Regions from separate parts of the Homo sapiens genome. Here region 2 is linked to region 1. A link is a contact called in ENCODE Hi-C or POLR2A ChIA-PET data. All regions are on one chromosome and are shown on one strand. The core of a region is the stretch at or near the end of the contact, and the rest is flanking DNA. Distances in the headings are between cores, read along the strand shown. Region 1 holds the start of PSMD3 (proteasome 26S subunit, non-ATPase 3). Region 2 has its middle 16 kb from the start of GRB7.

Region 1 (5,956 bases), core at 1,884-4,383:
GCGTGAGCCACCGTGCCGGCCAGGCAAGGAGTTCTAAGGAGCCTCTCACAGAGGGGCAAAATGCGACCACTCACCTTTTCTGCCCTAATGGGGTCCATAATATTTACAGATTCCACACACTGATTTTAAGACATAACCAAGTGGCAAGAAAAACATACAGTGGGGGTGCAGGATGGGGTAGAGGATGACAGAGGAAGAAAAGAAAAACCAATTAACTACAGAAACCTGGAGTCCAGATTTATCAGATCTTAATGGAAAAGACTTTCTAAATGTGAACAATGGGAGAAATCACATACGCACAAAAGATTAATGGGCTTGACTTCATTTAAAAAAACCCTTTTAGATAACTGTGTATACAAAAGAAAAATATTTTCAACAAATGTGATCAAAGATTCATATTTTTATTCTATAAAGAGCTTGTATAAATGGTTAAGAGATATAATGGTATAATGATTATATTGCCACAATTTCAAAACAAAAATGGAGACGAACTAACATACAAAGAGGAAAAATAGCTAACAGACAAAAATTATATTCCATTAGTATTTGAGTAATTGCAAATGGAAACATTTTTAAACTACCAAATTTGTAACATTAAAAAAATTATAGGTGGGGCACAGTGGCTCACGCCTGTAATCCCAGTACTTTGGGAGGCTGAGGAGGGCGGATCATTAAGGGTAGCAGTTGGAGACCAGCCTGGCCAACATGGTGAAACCCAGTCTCTACTAAAAATAAAAAAATTAGCCGGGCGTGGTGGTGGGTGACCGTAATCCCAGCTACTCGGGAAGCTGAGGCAGGAGAATCGCTTGAACTTGGGAGGCAGAGGTTGCAGTGAGCCGAGATCGCGCCATTGCACTCCAGCCTGGGCAACAGAGCGAGACTCCGTCTCAAAAAAAAAAAAAAATTATAGAGTACAGTGAAAACTACATTTCTCCTGGTATAATGTAAATCAGCACAGTTTTTCTGGACAATAACTATCAAAAACCTTTAAAATGTTCAGCCTTTTAAACTCAGGCATATAGGTTTTGGTGGGAATCTGTACTGAAGAAATAATTAGAAAAGTAGATTTTTTAAGTTGGGCACAAAGATGATTGCTTCAAAGCTATTTATGATAGCAAGAAACTAGAAACAGTTTAAATGCAAAGCAATAAGGGAATGCAATCAATGAGTAGTTTCTTAGGCACTTCTGTATATTCACCGATTAGCACAGGGTATCTGGGCCACACTAATGATATAAATAATAACAGCTGATATTTATGTGCTAGGCACAGTTTTAAGCATTTTAATGTTCACAACAACCCAATAAAGTACTGTACTATTACTTGTATTTATACAGATGAGGGAACTAATTCCAGAACTTGTACTCTTAACCATTATATTGGGTATTCAATAAATGTTTCTGGAATAAATTGAATGCTGATTATGTTTACGAATGTTAATGAAAACACATAAAATTCAAAATTTATATTTAGTTATGCCTTGATACAAACTGTATACATAACTTGCTCTCAATTATAGGAGAACAGCTCAAAAATTCACAAGAAAAAATGTTAACCATGTTTTTTATCCCCTGCTTTTAACTTCTCATACATTCCACAATTTCTGCAATGAATATGAATTACTTTACAAGAAGAAAATGAAGTGCCTGTAATAAACACACCCAGTAGGCAATGCTGAGTGGCACCTTTGACATTGCTGCCACTACTTTAGGTAAAAGGATCTCTATTAAATATCGATCCTGTTGCTCAACTTTACAGTAAGAGCTGATGTAGTCAACACCATCACATCCTCAAAAGCACCACCTAGGAGGATAACTTTGCTTATCTCAATGTTTTTGAGCTAGTTTCTCACGCATTTTAGTGAAAAGAAAACCTAGTAAGTAGTCTGGTCCCACTTGATCCAGAACCAGGAAAATGGCACCAGGATCACAGTGGGAAGCTCTCACTTTGCCCACTTCAAATGGAAACAGGACGCTGTAAGTGGGAAAAGTAAAACATGAACTTGGAGGAACAAGAGGACTACAGACACTCGAAACAGGAACCTCGGAGAAAAGAAATAGGAGACACCGGTATATAGGAGTTTAGGCCAAAGGTTGAGTATTACAAAACCAAACAAAGATGACACCCGAAAAGTTTTAAGTGTGTATGTACTTAAACCCTTTAGAAACAGAGGGGCAGTAAGGACCTGAAGGGAGGAGACAGCAAGGGGACTGTTGGGACACTTCAGTTAGAGAAGTAGGAAACAAGATACTAGGTCGAAATGGTTCATTCGGGGGAGTGTGCTAAAGGCAGCTAGGACAACAAAAATCTGCTGTACAGTTTTAAAACTCAGGAGTCAATATTCTAGGTCATCCTGGCCCTGTTTACACACAGACACAAACACTGGTTTCCAGCGGGAACAATCAGTCATATATTGGAGGCGCTAAAATCAGTCGGGTGGGATATAAACGGAATAGGTCAGAGGGGAGGACTTAAAAGAGGGAGTCCCCAGGCCCACTGGGACCTAGATATAGATGCAACCCCAGATATGGGGATGGAGGGGATGGGAGGGGAGTGGTTCCCAGCCTGGAGAGAAGGTTCAGTCATTGGGCCTGGAGTCGGGAGTGTCGGGGCAGTGGGAGCAGGTATCTGGGGGTGATCCCAAAGAACTGAGGGTGGTGGAGGCTGCTGTGGCTTCCCAGCAAGAAGCCAAATCACAGGGGTCGCTGTCACCCGCGATCGCGGCACGTTCCCGGCCTGGGCTGCCGTACCCTCCAAGGTGACTGTGTCCAGCTCTCGCTGGGAGTGCTCAGCCGCTGCCGCCGCCGTCTTGCCGTCTGCCTCCCCCGTCGACCCGCCACCCGTCGCTGCCTCCTCTTTCATCTCCACATCCTGGGGGGCCGGCGGCGGTGGGGGTTCTTGTTCTCCTCCGCCGGGCGGCGGTTTCGCCTTGTCCGCGCCGCGGCGCCGCGCCGAGCCCTCCTGCTTCATGGCACCCGGGGTCACGGCCTAGTCCGGGGACCGAGGCCGGGGCCTCGCGTTAACCCTCGCACCGGGGACCAGGAGCCGAGCCGGGCCTGCACACGAGCGCGAGATAGCGTCGGGCCGCACGATGACGGAGCAGCTGCAAACCCCTTCCCGGCGCTGGGCCTTCTGGGAAACGCCAGGCCCGGCAGGCCGATGGCCGAGTCAACAAAGGGGAAATAAATCCACAGCCGAGGTGCAGGATGAAGGAGGAGCTTCGAGGAAGGAGCGGGGAGGAGCCTTTATGGGTTCGTGGGGCTTTCTTTCGAGCGCTTAAGTGTGATGCTTTTATGTTCCTCTCGAGTGCATTTCTGTGGGCGTCCACGAGAGGTCCCCTCAGGCTCCAATCTGGGTTACAAAGGACTTTAAGAGCGCCTCAACCAGCGTGGAGTGGGTACAGCCTATCCGAGCGCGGGACGAGATGACGTCACGAGTTGCCGGGCGGGTTTTGCGCCCAAGTTCGCTCAATTTTCCCCGGTCGCGGCGGGGTCTCCTTCCAGATCCGCTGGGCTTGTGCTCAACGGCTGCCGGGCGCATCCGGCAGGAGGGAAGGAAAGAAGGCTGTGAAGGAGGGACGTGAAGCTAGGGCTGTTGGCCTTAAAATAAACCGAACTGGAGAGTAGGAAGAACCCTATGGGATCCGGACTTCCTTGGTTAGATTTGAGTTTAGTGCTGAACATAAGGCATACAATTTCTGCAGGCTGGGAGTGCCGATAGGTAGGAGCGTGCATTTGCGTAGAATCACTCCAGTTTAACAAAATATAGGGGTCCACCCTATGTACGGCCCACGGTTAGCAAATAGGGGGGTGAAAAACAGCTCAAGAATGTAGTATACGGGGGAGTCAGATGGTTAGATAAGCAGACACTGTGCTCTGGGCTGCGGTGGATTGGGAGTGTTGAGGAAAGAGGGTGGGAGCCCCTACTGGCAGACGCTTTAGGGAGCCCATTGAGAGGGCTTTTATACATCCAGACAGACATTGTGAAATGGGGAACAGAATAATGGTGTGCCTAAGGAGAGAATGATGGTTTACTTAGTGGTGTACCTAAGGGGAAGCAAATTGGACAAGAAACCCTACCCACTTATTTTTCAAAGGACTGCCCCACTGGTTCTGCAGGGAAGGTGAAACAAGGTGAAGGATATAGCTCCCAATTTCTTAGAACACACAACAAAAACTCTCTCCCTACCTTGAAACTTTTCTCTCTCCCATAAGTGGAAGTCCTGAGTTTTAGACCTTTCACGGACCCTACAAGACAATCTAGCCCTGTTGTAAGGACCTAGAAGGCAGGAAATATGTTTTGACCTCCTCCTTTGCATATATAAAGGGTATCCTGCATATCTTTTGCATCCTCTTTCATAGGATTGCAGGATGTTCCTTGCGTTAAACAGCCACTCGCTAACTGGAAAGATATGTGCTCTAGTTTTAGGGAACATGCCTTGACCAGTTCCTCCTCAACTGTCCTCTCACCCTCCAGGGCTGGGGGGTGGATAACAGGACTTTTGAATCATCATTGGAATAAACTCATTAGAACCTCTTCATAACACCATATCTGCAACTGAAGGTGGGCGAGAATGGTAAGGAAGAAAACAGATGAGTTATGTTCATCCTTAACAATCAAAGGAGTTACTCTTCTAGATAGTTAGGGTGTTAGCTCATCTCTCTATTAAGTTTACATCACAAGGAGAAAACAACCAAGTCAGCAGATAACAACCCAGTATATCCATGAGCAATAGAGTGAGGCTTTGGAAGGTGCTCAGGATCAGGGAGGCTGGCGGCATAACACAAAGCTTCTGGCAGTTGGTCATGAATTCTTGGTGGATGAGGGAACCAGGCTGGGCAGGGGGTGACTAAGACACTGGGGGAGAGTCTGACTCCACGGACCAAAATCCTTAGAGAAATTCTTCCACTCATAAAACTTTTTTTTTTTTTTAAACGGAATCTCGTTCTGTTGGCCAGGCTAGGGAGTACAGTGTCGTGATCTTGGCTCACTGCAACCTCCCCCTCTGGGGTTCAAGCGATTCTCCTGCCTCCTTCTCCTGAGTAGCTGGGACTACAGGTGCGAGCCACCATGTCCAGCTAATTTTTAATTTTTTTTTTTTTAATTTTTAGTAGAGACAGGGCTTCACTATGTTGATTAGGCTGGTCTTGAACTCCTGACCTCAGGTGATCCTCCTGCCTCGGCCTTGCAAAGTGCTGGGATTACAGACATGTACTGCACTCATAGAACTACTTTTTTAAAAATTATTTTTATTTTTTGAGACAGGATCTCGCTCCATCACCCAAGCTGGAGTGCAGTGGTGCTATCTTGGCTAACTGCAGCCTCAGCCTCCCAGGCTCAAGTGATCCTCTAACCTCAGCCTCCCGAGTAGCTGGGACCACAGACACATGCCACCATGCCTGGCTAATTTTTGGTATATTTTGTAGAGATAGGGTTTCGCCCTGTTGCCCAGGCTGGTCTTGAACTCCTGGATTCAAGCGATCTGCCCACATTAGCCTCCCAAAGTGCTGGGATTACAGGCGTGAGCTACGGTGTCCGGTCCTGATACTGCTTTAAAAGAGGTTGGTGAAAGATGTTCAAACCCAGCTTTTAGGCAGAGGAGGATGATATAAACCCAGCGGTTTGATGAGATTGTAATATCCATATTAGTAGTAATATGCCAAGCCTACCCACACTACTTCCTCCTACAAGAACCCTAAATTTCAGGGCAGAACAGAGAAAGGTGAAATAATATCACAATTTAGTTTTTAAAGTTTTGGGTTAGTCTTATTCTTGGGTCCCCCTTTTTTTTAAAGGCCCATCTGCATTTTCTGTTCAATAAATTTGAAATCTGTCTTATTTTTGTTTCGGGCTTCTACTATATATCTCTCGGTCTTTCCCTCAACCCAGAGCTAGGGGACTCCCAAATGCTCTTCTTTGAAGACAAACTGCTTTGATATCTTCTCACTTGAGACTCT
Region 2 (5,956 bases), core at 963-3,462, 230 kb after region 1:
CCATTCACTTAGGTTGCTGTGCCCAAACCCTCCACCTGCAGGCAACTGCCACCCGAGGGCAGGCAGGGGGAAAGGACCTAGCTTCCTGCCCTCATCTCCTGTCCCTCAGAATCCAGGGTCTGAGGAAGAGTGGAGGTCACAACTCCAGGAAGACCAGAAACACTGGCCCAAGGGATGGTGGAGGGGCACATTCGGCCCAGGCCACAGTTCGGGCTGTGGAGCATTCCGGGATCAGACAGTTGTTTGCATAAAAGCCAAAAGCCACTGCACCTGGGGTGGGGAGGCCCTCTGGGGAGGTGCTCCCTGGCTTAGGGGAGAGGGGGGAAGGAAGGTGTCATGGAAAGTCCCTGAAGGACACGGGGTGTTGAATTTGCTGTGGTTTTGTTTTTAACTCTGTCTTGACCTGTGAAGTAGGCAGCTGCCTCCCTTCTCCGCAAATAACAGATCTTCCCCCAGAATAACACACATACCCAAGGAAAGGGCTGCAGTGGAAAGGCCTGCGGGTGATGGCAGCTACCCCCCTTCCCCAGGAGTGAGGGGGCAGGAAGCCCCAGAACAGCCTTTCCCATCACCTCGCCTCTCCACCCCAGTACCCTGGCCCCCTGGCCCAGAAGAGCTGCCTAGGCAAATAAACCACAGCACTGGGGGTGGTGGTGGATGGGAACTAGGGGGGCGATGCCACCTCCTCCCCCGGGCTTGTCCTTCCACCGCCCAATCCCCATCCCACCCCCACTGGAATTGCATTCTCAGTGTCTCACTGAGAATGTCTCACTCACAGACCTCAGCTGCCCCGCTAGACTCCTGGGGAGCTGTGTGTCTCTTTGCGTGTGCGTGTCTGTCTCCATGTGTGCCTGTCTCTCTCCTTGCATGTCTGTCTGTGTGTGTCTGTGTATCTGTGTGTGTGCGCGCGTGCACGTGTCTCGTGTGTGTGTGTTTGTGTGTGTTGAGGGAAAGCAGGCTGAGTCAGTGAATCCAGCAAAGCTCTGAAGTCCCAAGCAAAAGACAGTCGCAGACTCCCGCAACTATTTGGAGTCCTGGTTCCAATCCCAGCCCTCTCCCTCTCGGGATGAGCCCAGACACTTGACTTCCCCTTCTGGGCGTTGATTTTCCCCAGAGTCAGGGATCTCTGAAGGGCCTTCCAGCTGGTACTCCTAAGACAGGCCTCAACCTCACTGCACCAGCCGGGCTCCAGGTCTTCCCTCTCTCTCCTCTCCTCACTGGACGCTGGAGCTAGAGTAATAGTGGCCGGGCCCTGACTCTCTCAAGATGTCATTTTCCTAACTGTTCTATCAAATTCCAATCCTGGACCCCAGGGGTAGGGGACAGGATCCCCTCACCTGTGGAATTATAGGAGGCTCGGAATAACGCGCGCTGAGGCTGGGTCTGAACCCCCGGCCCCCGCCCTTTCTCAGGTTCTCCTCTTAATTCTGCGTGGACCCAGACCCCAGATTCCCGGCTAGGGTGCCTGGGAGAGGAAAGGGAGGCCGGCGGAGAGGGGGCAGGGGTGCGGCGCGCGGTGGGAGTGAGGGGGGTGTGAGGGGAGGGGCAGCTGCACTTCTGAGAAACAGCTCGGCGTCTCAGCAGCCCGCAGCCTAACCCCCTGCCTGCGGCTTCACAGCTCCCTCCTCCCGCCGCCCACGCCGCTCGGGGCCTCTCCGGGGGTCGGCAGCCCCGGCGGAGACGGTGTCTGCTGGGGAGGAGCGGCAGCTCGGGGGACAGCAAAGTGGAACCCATGGGGGGTGGGAGTGGACATGGAGGAAAGCGTGGGTCGCGTGACACCCCAGGAGTGAAAGGCCTCCCCTCATCGGGGTCCCGAGCGCCGGATCTCGGCGTGCCCGCGTGTTCCCCCGCTGCCCCCGCGCTGTCCTATCACAGCCCGAGCAGGATCCAGAAGTGAAACTGCCCGGGTCACAGCCCAGCGCCGCTGCTGCACCCCGCCCCGCCCTTCCGGGCACTGCCGCTGCGCAGGATCTCCCGGCGCTCGGGCGCCTGCGGGGAGGAAACGGGGGAGGGGCAGGGGAAGTGCCCCCGCGGGCATCTGCAGCGCGCGGCCGCTCTCCTCCGGGGTGCCCGCGCGTAACCGGGGTGGGAACCTCGAGAGACAGGAGCCCCGGAGGCCTGGCCGCGGCGACCGCACTTCCCGCGACGGCCGCTGGGTGTCACTGCAGCCGCGCGGCTGAATCGGCTCGGCGCCTGCGGGAGTGGGGGACGGTGGGACGCCGGGACTAGGCCGTCGCGCTGCACGCCAGTCTCGCCTGCCCGCGCCTGGAGGCTCCGCGACGCTGGGATGCGGCGCCCACACCTTCCTCCACCCGCCTGGCCAAGGAAGCACCTCCCGCCTCGCCCACAGACTCGCAGCGAGGCCCGGACTAAGCAACGCCCCGGGGCGACCGGCTCGTTGCTGCGGCGCCACGCAAGCCACGAAACCGATGGCGCGTCCCCTCGTGGGGCCGAGTTCAAAGAGCCGCGACCCCGACGCGCGCCCCCTGGCGAAGCCGGCGGCCTTCCCTCCGCAGAGGCACGAGGGGCCGCCACGACGGAGGGTGGCTCGGTGGAGCCTGGCGCCCGTCGGCCCCGGCGCGCGCATGCGACTTGGGTGGTGGCGGAAGGGCGGGCGGCGGGGCAGATCGCCTCAGGCACCGGCCCAGAACGGCTGAGAGACGGGTCCCCCGTGTATCCTCCCCTACCCCAACCTGGCCTGACAAGTGTGGGATCCAGCCTTACCCAGCCACCCCCTGGCCCCAACACTAAGTTCCTCCAGTAGATGTGTGGGGCAGGGTGCCTCAGCCTGGGAGGAAGGAACCCTCCCTTGGGAGGCCAAAGCGGGAGGATCACTTGAGGTCAGGAGTTTGAGATCAGTCTGGCCAACATGGCAAAACCCCGTCTACTAAAAATACAAAAATTAGCTGGGCGTGGTGGCGCACGCCTGTAATCCCAAACTACTCAAGAGGCTGAGGCAGGAAAATCGCTTGAACCCAGGGGGTGGAGGTTGCAGTGAGCTGAGATCAGCCACTGCACTCCAGCCTGGGCAACAGAGTGAGACTGTAAAAAAAAAAAAAGAGAGAGCGAGAGAGAGATCCCTGGAATCTTTTGGGAAATTGGGGTAGTGCCAGTAGGAATGCCCTGGAGGACAGGACTCAGGGCATGGGAGTTGGGCAGGTGAATGCGGATGACCGTGCCTGTTGGTCACAGCTGTGTGAGGGTGCGGGTGGCCCGTTCCATCCCTGCTTACAGCTTCCCCTCCAACTCCAAGGTCACAGGGCCCAGTTCCACTACCCAGACCCTAAGGAGATCCACGTGGTTGTCCTGAGGGGGTGGTTTCTGCCTTCCAATCTCCCTCAGTCTGCCCCAAACCACCCTAAAATAAACCTAATCCAAGTAAGAACAAAGTGCTTACAACAAAAATGCAGCTCCAGGCCCGGCGCGGTGGCTCACACCTGTAATCCCAGCACTTTGGGAGGCTGAGGCGGGCGGATCACATGAAGTCGGGAGTTCGAGACGAGCTTCACCAACGTGGATAAACCCCATCTCTACTAAAAATACAAAATTGCTGGGCGTGGTGGTGCATGTCTGTAATCCCAGCTACTTGGGAGGCTGAGGCAGGAGAATTGCTTGAACCCAGGAGGTGGAGGTTGCGGTAAACCGAGATCACACCATTGCACTCCAGCCTGGGCCACAGAGCGAAACTTGTCTCAAAAAAAACACAAAAACAAAAAAAGCGAAACAAAAAAAACTCCAGCTAAACAGCCCCCCCAGGTGCCCATCAAAGAAAAACTTGCCCCTTCCTTGGGGTAGATGCAGCCGTGTGAGAGGGTGTCAGATGACATCATAACTCAACCCACATGGGATTGAATTTCAGGCCTCATCCCCATTTCCCCACACCGCCCCTTCTTGTATGGTGAACTTCGAGAACGCTTGTGGAGCAGCCTCAGCCCGCCCTCCCCACACCCCAGGATCGCCCACACCCCCAGGCTCTGGAGTCCAGTCTGCAACATCCAACTCCCCCAGGATCTAACTCCTTCTTTTCTCTCCTCCCCCAACTCAACTGAGAGCTCAGAGTCGTTTGTCCTAATTGCCACTGCATACTCCCCCTCAAGTCCCAAAGCTGAGGTTCTGCCAACAGCACAGGACAGGAAAGCAGTCTGCAGACGCCCCACCACTGTGCGAGTTGGACCAAGCCCTGACCTCTCTGGGCCCTCTTTCTATCTGTTGGACCAGATCAGTACTTCACTGGTTCAAGCCTTTTTCCTGAATATACCATAAGGCTCAAGTTCCAGATAGAAAGGCAATGCATCCCCCATCACCACCCCAACCTGCCCCTCAAGCCCCTGCCAGAACCCTTGGGCTCTGGGAAGGAGTTAGAAAACTGCTTATGTGGATAGTTTGGAAGAAAGAATCCTTCCAAGTGGCTTTGGGCTCCCCTGTCTGTGTCCTGTCCTTCCTCTCTTCATCCCTCATCAGGGTGCCTGGCACTGGGGCCCAAGGAAGGAGCCAGGCAGGGTCCCTGACCTGATGTTGAACCCTTGGGCCTGTCCACCACCCGTGAACTTGGATGTTGCAGAACTGGCCAGGGCTTTGTCTGGATGCCCCGCCCAGGGAGGTGGGCTCCCCTGGAATCATGCCCACCCCCATCCCAGAGTCCAGAGCGTTGGCAGCAGTCCTCCCTCCCCTCCACACTTGAGCAGGCAGGGAGGCCAACATTGTAGCCACACCCTCCACAGAACCCCTACCCTAAAGGCCCATGGTGCTGCCAAGGATAGCAATGTGCCCTGGCACCCGGCTCCCACCGGCCACGCTGGTCCCGGGAAGCTGGAACGTGTGATGCATGGCAGGCAGCACTTCGCGTCAGCTCCCCAGATGTGGGCCCTGTCACCCTCTCTCAGTACTGGGTCCTCCTCTGCATGGAAAGATGATGAGGAATTTCCCCTTTGCCCTCAAGTTTTTTTCTGAAATGTTTTTAATAAGTACGTATAATTTTAGAATGAAACCCAATAAATCAATTTTGAAAAGACAGTATCTGAGGTCCCAGCCCCCACCCTCTCCCCCAGAGAAGCCCCTGCTTCCCCTCCCACCAGCCCAGATTTTCTCAGAACCACAAGCCTCCCCGATCTAGCACTGCAGCCGTCCTTGGCAGTCCTTTCTGCTGTCTGACCACTGTAGGTCATGCTGCAGTCTCTGAGGTAGAGCAGCATCCTTCCCACATCCTCAGAGCTGGGGGATCTTACCCAGGGGTTCCACTGTGAGCTGGCCCTGAGAGGGTCCCTGTGCCCCCAAACTCTTAGCAGCTACGTCTCCAAAAAGCCAGAAATCTCAGACACTCACCAAGAATGGGCTGCTGCTGGTCTCAGGTGGCCAGATCAGGGCCAAATGCTGCCCCCTCTAAGGGCTCTCGGCAGCCTAGGTCCCTCACTGTGGCCAGCACTGAGAAGGGAGGGGGCAGAGAACAAAGGCTAGAGCAGGGCAGGGCTGCATTTCACCACCTGTCCAGTGGGCTGAGTCTGGCCTCTGTCCCGAACTCCCTCTGCGACCCCTGTCGCAGGTGAGTCCCTGTCTTTCCCTGAGCCTCAGTTTCCCATTTGTAAAGTGGGAAGGACATCTGTCTCACAGTCTCCAATTAGCTGATTGACAGAGAGGCTTTGTCTCTGCCCAGTGCCTCAGGCTGTGAAGGGACACTGGGTCCTCTTTTTTTACAGTCTGAACCCCTGGACATGCTGAAGAGGTGACTCATCTTGACCCCTTTACTCTCACTCCAGCCTGGAACTCTGGCACCCACACCTCGGAGGTGGCCCTGGGCACCCATGGCCAGCCACACAGCTGACACTGCCCTGTTCGGTGCTCGAGCCACAGCCTGTGGTGGGGATGGCTCTGGGAACCGTGGCAGGTGGCAGGCAGCAGGTTGCACTGGGTCCTGCCTCCAGTCCTGCTAAAAAGAAGCAAAATCTGCCACCCTTCCTGC

The links. Hi-C counts contacts between places; a loop is a spot of excess contacts on that map. ChIA-PET counts read pairs that join two places held with the same protein, here RNA polymerase II (POLR2A). Pooled maps may share reads with other maps.
Region 2: a map of CD8-positive, alpha-beta T cell shows a loop between it and region 1 (17-fold over the local background). The contact joins the enhancer-like site here to the promoter of PSMD3 in region 1. A Hi-C loop is called at or near these places in 20 of 168 maps with a recorded cell type or tissue (B cell, CD4-positive, alpha-beta T cell, CD4-positive, alpha-beta memory T cell and 13 more), 35 of 37 single-sample maps with no recorded cell type and 29 of 50 pooled maps. POLR2A ChIA-PET finds 5 or more read pairs at or near these places in 14 of 52 experiments (A549, B cell, CD4-positive, alpha-beta T cell and 10 more).

What each region holds. Positions count from the first base shown.
Region 1 is chr17:39,977,984-39,983,939 of GRCh38, reverse strand. It overlaps PSMD3 (proteasome 26S subunit, non-ATPase 3), which reads right to left and starts at 3,133. Exons shown (of 12, transcript NM_002809.4): 1 at 2,750-3,133. The coding sequence starts at 2,969. RefSeq lists a silencer at 2,793-2,842 and enhancers at 2,245-3,222, 3,023-3,302, 3,523-3,702, 4,124-5,323.
Region 2 is chr17:39,750,552-39,756,507 of GRCh38, reverse strand. No RefSeq gene overlaps it. Among named protein-coding and RNA genes, the nearest start is that of GRB7, 16 kb to the right of the region's middle. RefSeq lists enhancers at 228-537, 948-997 and silencers at 1,488-2,217, 2,358-2,407, 2,448-2,587. Within about 2 kb of position 2,212, at least 35 of the 41 ENCODE cell types and tissues checked have a DNase peak (open chromatin) inside an H3K27ac peak, as active enhancers do; they include B cell, CD4-positive, alpha-beta T cell, CD8-positive, alpha-beta T cell and 6 more, where a contact is called at or near this core.